Regions from separate parts of the Homo sapiens genome. Here region 1 is linked to region 2. Evidence: chromatin loops called from intact Hi-C (ENCODE). Cell type or tissue: IMR-90. All regions are shown on one strand. Links, peaks and the distances in the headings refer to the core of each region. The heading gives the core; the rest is flanking DNA.

What was found. Peaks named below come from ENCODE experiments on the same cell type or tissue, not always from the same donor. Only the 100,000 strongest peaks of a DNase experiment are listed, where the experiment ranks them.
Region 1: it touches region 2 in a loop (2.0-fold over the local background); 4 of 110 quality-filtered maps call a loop at or near these places.

What each region holds. Positions count from the first base shown.
Region 1 is chr1:235,982,171-235,987,551 of GRCh38, reverse strand. It overlaps NID1 (nidogen 1), which reads left to right. Exons shown (of 20, transcript NM_002508.3): 15 at 2,047-2,173. Among named protein-coding and RNA genes, the nearest start is that of LINC02768, 12 kb to the right of the region's middle. RefSeq lists a silencer at 5,277-5,381. In IMR-90, for the core only: no CTCF peak of the experiment used is centred there; DNase peaks (open chromatin) are centred at 2,891 and 3,411; H3K27ac peaks cover 2,625 bases.
Region 2 is chr1:236,028,103-236,033,483 of GRCh38, reverse strand. It overlaps NID1 (nidogen 1), which reads left to right. Exons shown (of 20, transcript NM_002508.3): 6 at 832-1,083; 7 at 3,734-3,934. Among named protein-coding and RNA genes, the nearest start is that of NID1, 34 kb to the left of the region's middle. In IMR-90, for the core only: no CTCF peak of the experiment used is centred there; a DNase peak (open chromatin) is centred at 2,683; H3K27ac peaks cover 669 bases.

The DNA of each region.
Region 1 (5,381 bases), core at 218-5,217, 46 kb after region 2:
GAACTCCTCACTGTCTGATCAAGGGAAAAGTTTGTGCTTCTGTTTTGTTTTTAAGTTTTTATTTTGAAGTAATCAGAGCCACAGGAAGTTGGAAAGGTATACAGAGAGGTCCTGTGTACCTTTCACCTGGTTTCTCCCAATGGCTAAATTTTACATAAGTATGAATTCCTATAGTTTTAAAATATTTTAATTTGCAAAAGATCTCGACAAGGCTTTGCCAAATCAACCTATGGGCAGATGGCTTGTTTTGAGGTGGTTGCTTTAGAGAAGTTAAGCAACTCAGTGTTCTTTCTAGGTTGGAGTTTTGTCTATGTATCACCATAGTTCGTCATACATAATGAGCACCTAATAAATACTCATTAATGAGTTACTGGCAGGTAATTGATTTGCCTTGTCTGAGGAGAGGCTGGCTTACTCAGAGCTAACTCTCAGTGGCTTTTCAAACCAAACAATAGCCCAGTAGATTTTCATGAAACTCAAATCACATGTAAAATGTTACTCAACTTTGCTTCCTCTGGTCCTTTTCTGTCTCACTTTTGTAAGAACTAATGTGTGGAAAAGGACTCTGGGCGTGTTTGCTGAAGGAAATGTTTTCTTTCCTTAAAGCCATGGAGGGCCAGAGAAGTTGATGAGCATGTTTGCTGAAGGAAATGTTCTCTTTCCTTAATACCACGGAAGGCCAGAGAAGTTGATAGGCATGGGATGCCGTGAAGGAGGTACCCACAGTTGAGGCCTGAGCATTTGGTTGTGATGGTTTAAGAGAGTGAATATCTTAAAAGTGCACAGCCTTGTCTGGGCGCACTGGCTTACGTCTGTAATCTCAGGACTTTGGGAGGCCCAGGCGGCTGGATCAGTTGAGCTCAGGAGTTCGAGACCAGCCTGGGCAACATAGTGAGACGCTGTCTCTACAAAAAAATAGAAAAATTAACTAGGTGTGCTGGCACATGTCTGTAGTCCCAGCTACAATTTAAATGTAAATTGTTTACATTTAACCTTATTTATCCCTTCATTTATTTGGGTCTTTTATAGTTTCATGCTGCAATGTTTTATAGTATTCATTGTGGAATCCTGCATATTTAAAAATGTTTATCCTTATATATTTTCTGGTTTTTTTTTTTGATGCTGTCACAATTATTAAGGTTTATTTTCTATATTTTGCTAGTATATAGAAAAATAATTTTATATTGACTTTGTATCTTGCATCCTTGCTAGATTCACTTTTGATTATAGCAGTTTTATAGATTCCCCATGACTTTCTACATAAATAACCATATTATCTTAGAATAGAGTAATTTTACTTCTTCAATATGTATGCCTTTTATTTCTTTTTCTTTATCACCTTCAAGTAGGCAAAGATTTCTTAGTATTCAAAAAGCATTAGCCATAAAGGGAAAAAATAATAAATTAGACTTACTAAACATCAAAAACTTTTGCTCTTCCAAACACTATTAAGAAAATGAAAGAGCAAACTACATACTGAGAAGAAATAATGGGTGGGTGCAGTGGCTGGTGCTGGTAATCCCAGCACTTTGGGAGGCTGAGTCAGATGGCTTGCTTGAGCCAGGAGTTTAAGACCAGAGTGGGCAAGACAGTGAGACTCTGTTGCCACAAAAAATTTTAAGAAATGAGCTAGGCATGGTGGCACATGCCTGTAGTCCCAGCTACTTGAGAGTCTGAGGGCGAGGATCACTCGAGTTCAGGAGGTTGAGGCTGCAGTGAGCAGTAATCACGCCACTACACTCCAGCCTGGGCAACAGAGACCCTGTCTCAAAAAATACATATTTATGCATATATATACACACACACACACACACACACACACACACAAATTCCTATACATATAGATGTGCATATATGTGTATATGACAGGAGTTTTTTCTGAAATATACGAACAACTCCTACAACTCAATAATAAAAATTTTTAAATGAACAAAACACTTGACACTTCATTACAAAAGATATCCAAATGCCTGTAGGCACGCAAAAAGATTCTCACTATCAGATGCTTGTAGATGGACCATTCTAACCACTGGTCTTCACATCCAGGCTAAAGTCATCATTGGACTGGCCTTTGACTGCGTGGACAAGATGGTTTACTGGACGGACATCACTGAGCCTTCCATTGGGAGAGCTAGTCTACATGGTGGAGAGCCAACCACCATCATTAGACAAGGTAAGTAAGCAAATATCATTTTTCCTTTTTGGTTTTGCTTCTAGCAGCCAAAGTGGCCATGTATGCCAGAGAAGAACAGCAAATGAAGCCAAACTTTCACAAACATTTCTCAGTCTTTTGTTGCATTACTACGATAAAGTGTGTAAAGTTTAGGCACGTTCTACTTTTTTTTTTCTTTTTTTTTTTGAGACAGAGTCTCACTCTGTCACCCAGGCTGGAGTGCAGTGGCGTGATCTTGGCTCACTGCAAGCTCTGCCTCCTGGGTTCACGCCATTCTCCTGCCTCAGCCTCTCGAGTAGCTGGGACTAAAGTCGCCCGCCACCATGCCTGGCTAATTTTTTGTATTTTTTTTTAGTAGAGACAGGGTTTCACCGTGTTAGCCAGAATGGTCTCTATCTCCTGACCTCGTGATCCGCCCACCTCGGCCTCCCAAAGTGCTGGGATTACAGGTGTGAGCCACGGCGCCCGGCAGGCACAATCTACTTTTCAGTGTTCAACCTCAATTCCTCAATTGAGGAAATTCCTCATTAAGGATGCCAATTTCAACCAATGACTCTGTGCTTTGTTTTTCATGCCTACCTTCAACAAATCAAGACTGTTTTACATGGGTATGATTTATCTAGTTGAAAGACCATTACAACAAAAATCCAAAGGCCTCTAAAAATTCCACTGTGCTGAAATGGTCAAGTATTACATGTTGCTTAATTCAGCGACTCATCAACTGACTTGGGAATATTTTTGCTCCTATGGCATTGTCATGCTGATGATATTTGTTCTGTGGAGTCACCTTGCGTTCTCTGCAAAATATTCACATCAAAGATACATCTTTAAAATAGAGCAGCCTCATTTTGTATTTCTTTTTACTTGGCACTGAATGTAGTTTTTTCTATTTTCAATGGAATGTTTCCCTCACAATTGATATTCTAGAAGATTTCCTGTGCCTGTGGAACAACTCCCGAAGCATTTTTTCCCTTCTTTGTTGCCTTCAGTAAAGATGATGCGGCAGGAATGAAGCTGAGGTTGAATTAACTATGTCTGGCTTTGGACATAGACCCTGAACCCTTTTCTGGAAGCCAACAGGCTATTTAAATCATGTCTTCCAGTTTTCATGCTTTGGTTTAGTGAAAAACAGTTTGAAAATGCCTATCTCCGTGTGTTAAAAATGTTATTGTTATTATCTATGATTTCATTTTAAAACCCAGTGGAAGAGGGGAATAGGTCATTGTTTGCTATTTCCTGTTGCTTTTGGAGCTCATAACCATCCAAGAACGCTGTAAGCACAGTAAGAAGCATTCCAAGCAAAAGCCTAGTTACTGTGAAAACACAGAATTAAACCAAAATGTGATCTTTGTAGAAGAAAGATCACTGGGAATAATTTTCTTTTTTTTTTTTTTAAGAGAGAAAGAAGCTTCCAGTTATCTCCTTAGCATGGTACAGGTTGGTGCTTCCCTAGTGAGTGAGAGTGACAGTTAGGTATCATTTTCATTTCTTCCTTATTTCATAACAGCCCGGATCCCAGGCTTTCTTTCTTTCCTTGAGTTACAGACCCAACCAAGTATCTCTAAAAAGTATCATATCTTTGAGGTAAGCAGTAAGGAATACTTCTTCCTCGGACTGCACATTGAAGGATAAGATTATCCAGACCTTTCCCTTGGAAGAGTAGCTCATAAAGAAGTATTTTGAGTTGAGGGAGAGGGGGTTGGTTGCTCTTGGGTTTGAGATCGGGACCAAGGCTGGTTCTAAGGAGACAATATGCACGGAGCTCATGGAGCTTCCTCCAGGTGCCTCGCAAAGATGCTCTCACAGAGCAGCCTATATTCTCTGTTTTATTTGCGTATATCTGAGTGGCTCTTGTCTCTCACACAGGATGTGCTCATTCCAAATATACTCCAGAATGACTTATTCTGTTTCTATCTGAAAGCCAGAAGGGACCTTTGGAGGTCAGTCTCACTGTCCCTGTTCATCTAGGGACATGGGAAATATTTTAATATTTTAAAAATCTCTACTTTGTGTTTAGATAATAAAGATCTTGTTCAAGTGGGGTTTCTAATTCTCAATAAACTTCCTCTGGCGGGCTTTCTTTCTGGGGGCTCTGATGTGTCCAGCATCCAAGGTCACCATCATATTAGGGCTCTGGCGAAGGCTAATGCAAAGGGGGCTGAGGGTCTGCACTGCTTGTATGTCCACAGAAGAACACAGTATTGGAGCCAGGTGTGGTGGCTCATGCCTGTAATCCCAACACTTTGGGAGGCCAAGGCGGGGGATCACTTGAGGTCAGGAGTTTGAGACCAGCCTGGCCAACATGGTGAAACCCTGTCTCTACTAAAAATACAAAAATTAGCCGGGCATGGTGGCACGCACCTGTAATCCCAGCTACTCGGGAGGCTGAGGCAAAAGAATCATTTGAACTCAGGAGGTGGAGGTTTGCAGTGAGCTGAGATGGCACCACTGCACTCCAGCCTGAGCAACAGAATGAGACTCTGTCAAAAACAAAACAAAACAAAAAAACCCACAGTATTGGAATGGTTGCCTCATACCCCAGATCCCTCAGGTAGGGTAGCCCCTTCTCCTTCCTGCTTATACTCCAGTCATACTAAATGACCTTCATTCCTTTAATCAGTAGAAGGGAAAGAGTCCTAAGTGATATCAATAAAACACAATCGTTATTATTAATTTAAAAAAACTATATAATAAAACACCAATGTAATCTTCAGCTTCCAGTAAAGTTAGATGGGTGCTGAGGGTTTGCAGTGAAGGTTCATGTTACCCAGTGGCAACTCCTGGCTTGAAAATCAGTTGCTATAACCCAGTAAAGACTGGGGTGTTATTTGTAATCACTGACACCCCTTCTTTGTACCCCTTATACTTGTATGAAAGTAATAGCAGCTATGGTTTCTTGAAAGTATTATTTCAATGACCTTTATCCCCGATAGCTAATGAACAAGATAGAACTATTTTTCCATTCCCTATCTTAAGATCTTCCACTGCCTCCCCTCTGCCTAAGTTCTAAGTTCATTAACATGGCCTCCTACCTTCATCTCTGACCACTCCCCCACCCTCATAGTCTCCAGCCACATACAATGACATCCTGTTCACTTTAAGCCACCATCCAGCCTTCCTTTATACCTATGTGCCAGTCTCGCTACCTAAAAAGCCCTCATCCAGGATCCTTGTTTGACAAACTGCTATTGGTCCTTCAGGTGCCAGC
Region 2 (5,381 bases), core at 181-5,180:
CAGACTGGCAGTGCTAACGCTGGGTGGTGGGACTGTATATGAGCTCACAGTGTTTATTAAAGTGTGTTATAGATCAGGCAGGCAAATGTCTATACTCCCAGGGCCATTCAGGTTAGCCTTGCTGTCCCAATGAAATGAGCAATTCCACACTCCTTTTACTCTCTCTCTCTCTTTTTTTGAGACAGTCTCGCTCTGTCACCCAGGCTGGAGTGCGGTGGCATGATCTTGGCTCACTGCAACCTTAGCCTCCCGGGTTCAAGCGATTATCCCACCTCAGCCTCCTGAGTAGCTGGGACTACAGGCACCCGCCATCATGCCCAGCTAATTTTTTTATTTTTAGTAGAGACAGGGTTTCGCCGTATTGGCCAGGCTGGTCTTGAACTCCTGACCTCAGGTGATCTGCCTGCCTCGGCCTCCCAAAGTGCTGGGATTACAGGCATGAGCCACCATGCCCATCCTCCTTTTACTCTCAAATGTGATAAATTCTATGGTCGCCTTAGTTCTAGGTCACCCCTGATATTCTTCTTCTTCTGAAATTCTGTTTTTAACTCCTGCAGTTCCTCAATGGCTGTCCGTGGAGACAGCTTTCGTGCTATCCATTTTCAGTCACAGGAAGAGAGGCAGGGGCATTGGAATTTTGAAGGCCCGCAGCATACAGTTGTGGGTAGTCTCAGGAAGAACAGCTGCTTTTGCTTACCCAAAGCCATTGACCCCAGTGCTGTTTTGTTTCTTTGCTTTCTTCACCAATAGGTACAGGTCCTACATATTACTCGTGTTTGAAAGACTGGCTTGGAAGTGATCTCTATATTCTTTCTTTGTTTTCTTGCTCAGGTTCCCCCCAGCGAGTCAATGGCAAGGTGAAAGGAAGGATCTTTGTGGGGAGCAGCCAGGTCCCCATTGTCTTTGAGAACACTGACCTCCACTCTTACGTAGTAATGAACCACGGGCGCTCCTACACAGCCATCAGCACCATTCCCGAGACCGTTGGATATTCTCTGCTTCCACTGGCCCCAGTTGGAGGCATCATTGGATGGATGTTTGCAGTGGAGCAGGACGGATTCAAGAATGGGTTCAGCATCACCGGTAATTTATATCCGACATTAAAATTAGTGGGTCACACAGTAGTGCCTAGGGGGAGGCCTGGGGATGGATGGAAGGAGAACTCTGAGTCTGCAGACAACTTAGAAGCATGTTGTTGCTCCTTTTTGTCTGTAGACAGGGCATCCTGTAGTTCTGTCTTGGAAATAAGATGATGAGGTAAAATGAACATGTAATATTATCATTAATATATAGCAACTGAGACTGCCTAGAATTGGGTTTTGATTGAGGAGCAATTTCGTGGTGGAGATTTAGGCGTTTCTGGCAGAACAAGTGATATCAGCTCGTAGAACCTCACAACTTCACAGTTTGCCTCATTCTATCAAGCCTGCCTCTGAATTCCAAACCAACCTGAAACTGATCTCAAGCCTGCCTCTGAATTCCAAACCAACCTGAAACTGATCTTTGATATTTCCTCAGGATTTGCTCAGAGAGAAGGAACCTGCCATTTCTAGCTAGTTACTTAAGCTGCATAAACATAATCCTCAGAAGTCTTAGGAAGCCTAGATATCCTTGGAGTTTTTTAGAGACTGTGCCCTATTGAGGAAGGTTCAGTCTTTACTGGACGCGTGGGCAGATGGCTTGAGGGATGTTTCCTTGGTGTTGTGGTGGCCTTCCCCTTGCCCTGCCAAGACCAGCCCAACCTTTGCATGCTGGAGACCCATTCCCGAGAACAGCTGGGTTGGAGGAGTCTGTGTCCTTCATCGCTGGTCACTTCCAGGACCTGGAGTTTGTTGTGCTGGGGCACAGGTACCTAGCCACTGCCTCCGACGACCTAGACCTGCCTTCTCCCCCACTGCCTGAGCCAACCTGGAGCCTTAGCCAAGGCTTTATTAGAGGAAACACTGCTGGAAGCAGGGTCTCCATCCAGGCTGCACGCTGGTAACCCCTCCAAAAGTTATGGCATATAAATACATAAAGTGTGGCCGTCTTAAGAAAGGAGAGGCTATCTATTAGAAAAGGAGTGAGGCCGGGCATGGTGGCTCACGCCAGTAATCCCAGCACTTTGGGAGGCCGAGGCACATGGATCACAAGGTCAGGAGATTGAGATCATCCTGGATAACACAGTGAAACCCTGTCTCTATGAAAAATACAAAAAATTAGCCAGGTGTGGTGGCGGGCACCTGCAGTCCCAGCTACTCGGGAGGCTGAGGCAGGAGAATGGTGTGAACCCAGGAGGCGGAGGTTGCAGTGAGCCGAGATCGTGCCATTGCACTCCAGCCTGGGCAACAGAGTGAGACTCTGTATTAAAAAAAAAAGAAAAAAAGAAAAAAAGAAAAGGATTGAACCTGCTCAAAAGATTTGCTACTTTTTGGCCTAATGTTTTTTCTTCCTAGTCCACAGGCATATATATTCTGAGTGTTATAACAATATTGATGCTCTCATGCAAACCAGATGCCCTTTTCTTTGCAAATATCATTGAGCTGCAGTCAAACTCACAGACCCCACTCCTTCCCTGCACAGCTTTTCACAGTTTGTTTTTTTAATATGAGTTAATTTATATTGGTGCTATTTTGTAATATACATGGACTTCAGCTGGGCTGAGGGAGAGGAAGTCTTTGCAAATTCCTGACAGCAGCAAATCTGTTTACTCCAATGATCCTTCTGAATTTCTCCTGGTCCTGTGTTATCTTTGAGATACTTGCCTGGGACTTGTTTAACTATAAAGCTGAGGTTGTCAAACTTTTTCGGCAAAGGGCCAGATAGTAAATATTTAAAGCTATGCCTAATTATTTTAGGCCATATGGTCTCTGTTGCGACGGCTCAACTCTGTCATTGCAGAGTGAAAAGCAACCACAGACAATATATAAATGAATGAGCATGGCTGTGTTCCAATACAACTTTTTGACTGGGCACTGAAATTTAAATTGTATATAATTTTCACATACCATGAAATACTGTTCTTTTGATTTTTTTTTAACCATTAAAAAATGTAAAGACCTTTCTGAGCTCAAGGGTTGTAGAAAAATAGGCAGCTGGCAAGATTTAGCCCTGAGGCCATAGTTTGTCAACCCCTGCTGTCACGGGGCAGGTCATTGTGGAAAAGGGAGAAGTATTTTTCCTGCCTGTCTGGGGCTGCCGCCTTGCACAGACCAAGAGGAGTTCCTAAGCCATCATGGTAGCAGGTGATCCTAGGATGGTTTCTGGTACTGGGAATGGTTTGCCACGAGCAACTCACCCATCCAACCAGGACGTAGCTATTTCAATATTCATCACCGTAACTGGCATTATGGAGCACTTGACAATTTGCAGAACATAGATTGTATCCTTTTTTTAATCATCAGGGAAATGGAGGCTCACAGGAGTTAAGTAGCTTACTCAAGTTCACCCAGACAGAGCCTAGCACAGCTGGGAGTCCAACCCCTGTCCTCCGCTATTTCCAGCACAACCCTTGAGCCAACCCAACAGATGCTGGGCTGTGGCTAGGAAGCCTCTTCTCTCCTCTGCGTGTGGCTCAGTTGGGCCACAGGGATGTCTGAGCTCTGTCTTCAGTGTCACCAGTTCTATGTTCTACAGCCAAACCAAAGCACCTGCAGAAGCGTTCGCACCAACCCCACTCCACACTGTGAGCCTGGGGCGGGCAGAAGGGCGCGCTCCCCAGTCAGCAAAGTGACAGTCTCATCTTGTTTTTCAGGGGGTGAGTTCACTCGCCAGGCTGAGGTGACCTTCGTGGGGCACCCGGGCAATCTGGTCATTAAGCAGCGGTTCAGCGGCATCGATGAGCATGGGCACCTGACCATCGACACGGAGCTGGAGGGCCGCGTGCCGCAGATTCCGTTCGGCTCCTCCGTGCACATTGAGCCCTACACGGAGCTGTACCACTACTCCACCTCAGGTGAGCCCCAGCTGTGTCCCAGGGCCAGCCCCAGACCGGCCACTAGCCTCGTGCTCTTGACCCACCACGGCAGCCGTGAACTGGGGCTGTCTCTGGGATCTGGAGAGGGAAATACACCGGGCCTTACAGTCACCTTCCCCTCAATTATAGACATAGGACGCACTACTCCTTGTAGAGAATTTTGTGCAAAAAAGACAATACGCATGAGTTAGAGTTGTAAAACCTGGACATAATTATTATGACATTTAAGTGTATTTCTTTTCAGCTTTTTCTCCAGCATCTATCTATTTACATGTATATGAAATATCCCAACATATAATTTCATGATAAACTAATTTTATTATACATCTATTTGTACTTTTTTTTTTTTTTGAGACAGGGTTTCACTCCTGTTGCCCAGGCTGGAGTGCAGTGGTGCGATCTCAGCTCACTACAACCTCCGCCTCCTGGGCTTGAGCAACCCTCCTGCCTCAGCTTCCCAAGTAGCTGGGCCTACAGGCACATGCCACCACACCTGGCTAATTTTTGTATTTTTAGTAGAGATGGGCTTTCATTATGTAGGCCAGGGTGATCTGGAACTCCTGACCTCAAGTGATCTGCCTGGCTCAGCCTCCCTAAGTGCTGGGATTACAGGTGTGAGCAACTGCGCCCGGCCACATCTGTATGTACTATTAAAAACTACATTTATTCTCCATTTGGTGCCTGGTTTTAAATAATATCAAACTTACGTGAAAACTGAACAAAGCCCAAAAAACGTTCACATACTATTTATCTAGCTTCACCAATTGTTAACATTTTGCCACATTTACTTTACCATTCTCTCTCTGTCTCTCTGTCTCTCCATATATATATATATATATATGTATACTGACCATTTGAGAATAAGTTGTATATATCATGATAGATCGTTCTTTAAACACTTCATTTGTTTTTCCTAAGAACAAGGACATTCTTTTACAAGGCCACAGTACAGTTATCAAAATTGAGAAATTTAACATGGATACACAGTGATATGTATAGTTTTTTGGTTGTTGTTTGTTTTGAGACGAGCCCTCACTCTGTCGCCCAAGCTGGAGTGCAGTGGTGCAGTCTCGGCTCACTGCAGCCTCAACCTCCTGGGCTCAAGTGAGCCTCCCACCTCAGCCTCCTGAGTACCTGGGACTACAGGCACACTACCATGCCTGGCTAATTTTTAAATTTTTGTACAGATGGGGTTTTGCCATGTTACCCATGCTTATAGTTTTTATTTAAATAAAATTGCAATCATACCACATTGTTATATCTTCACCTTTTCAGTTAATGTCAAATCGTGAATGTTTAGTAGTCTCATTAAGCAGTCTTTGAAAACACTTTTTAAGGAATCTGTGTGATTCTACTGGATGGCTATTAATTCAAACCATTCTTCTACTTTCTAAAGCTTGGGTTGCTTCCATTTTCTCCTCTTATT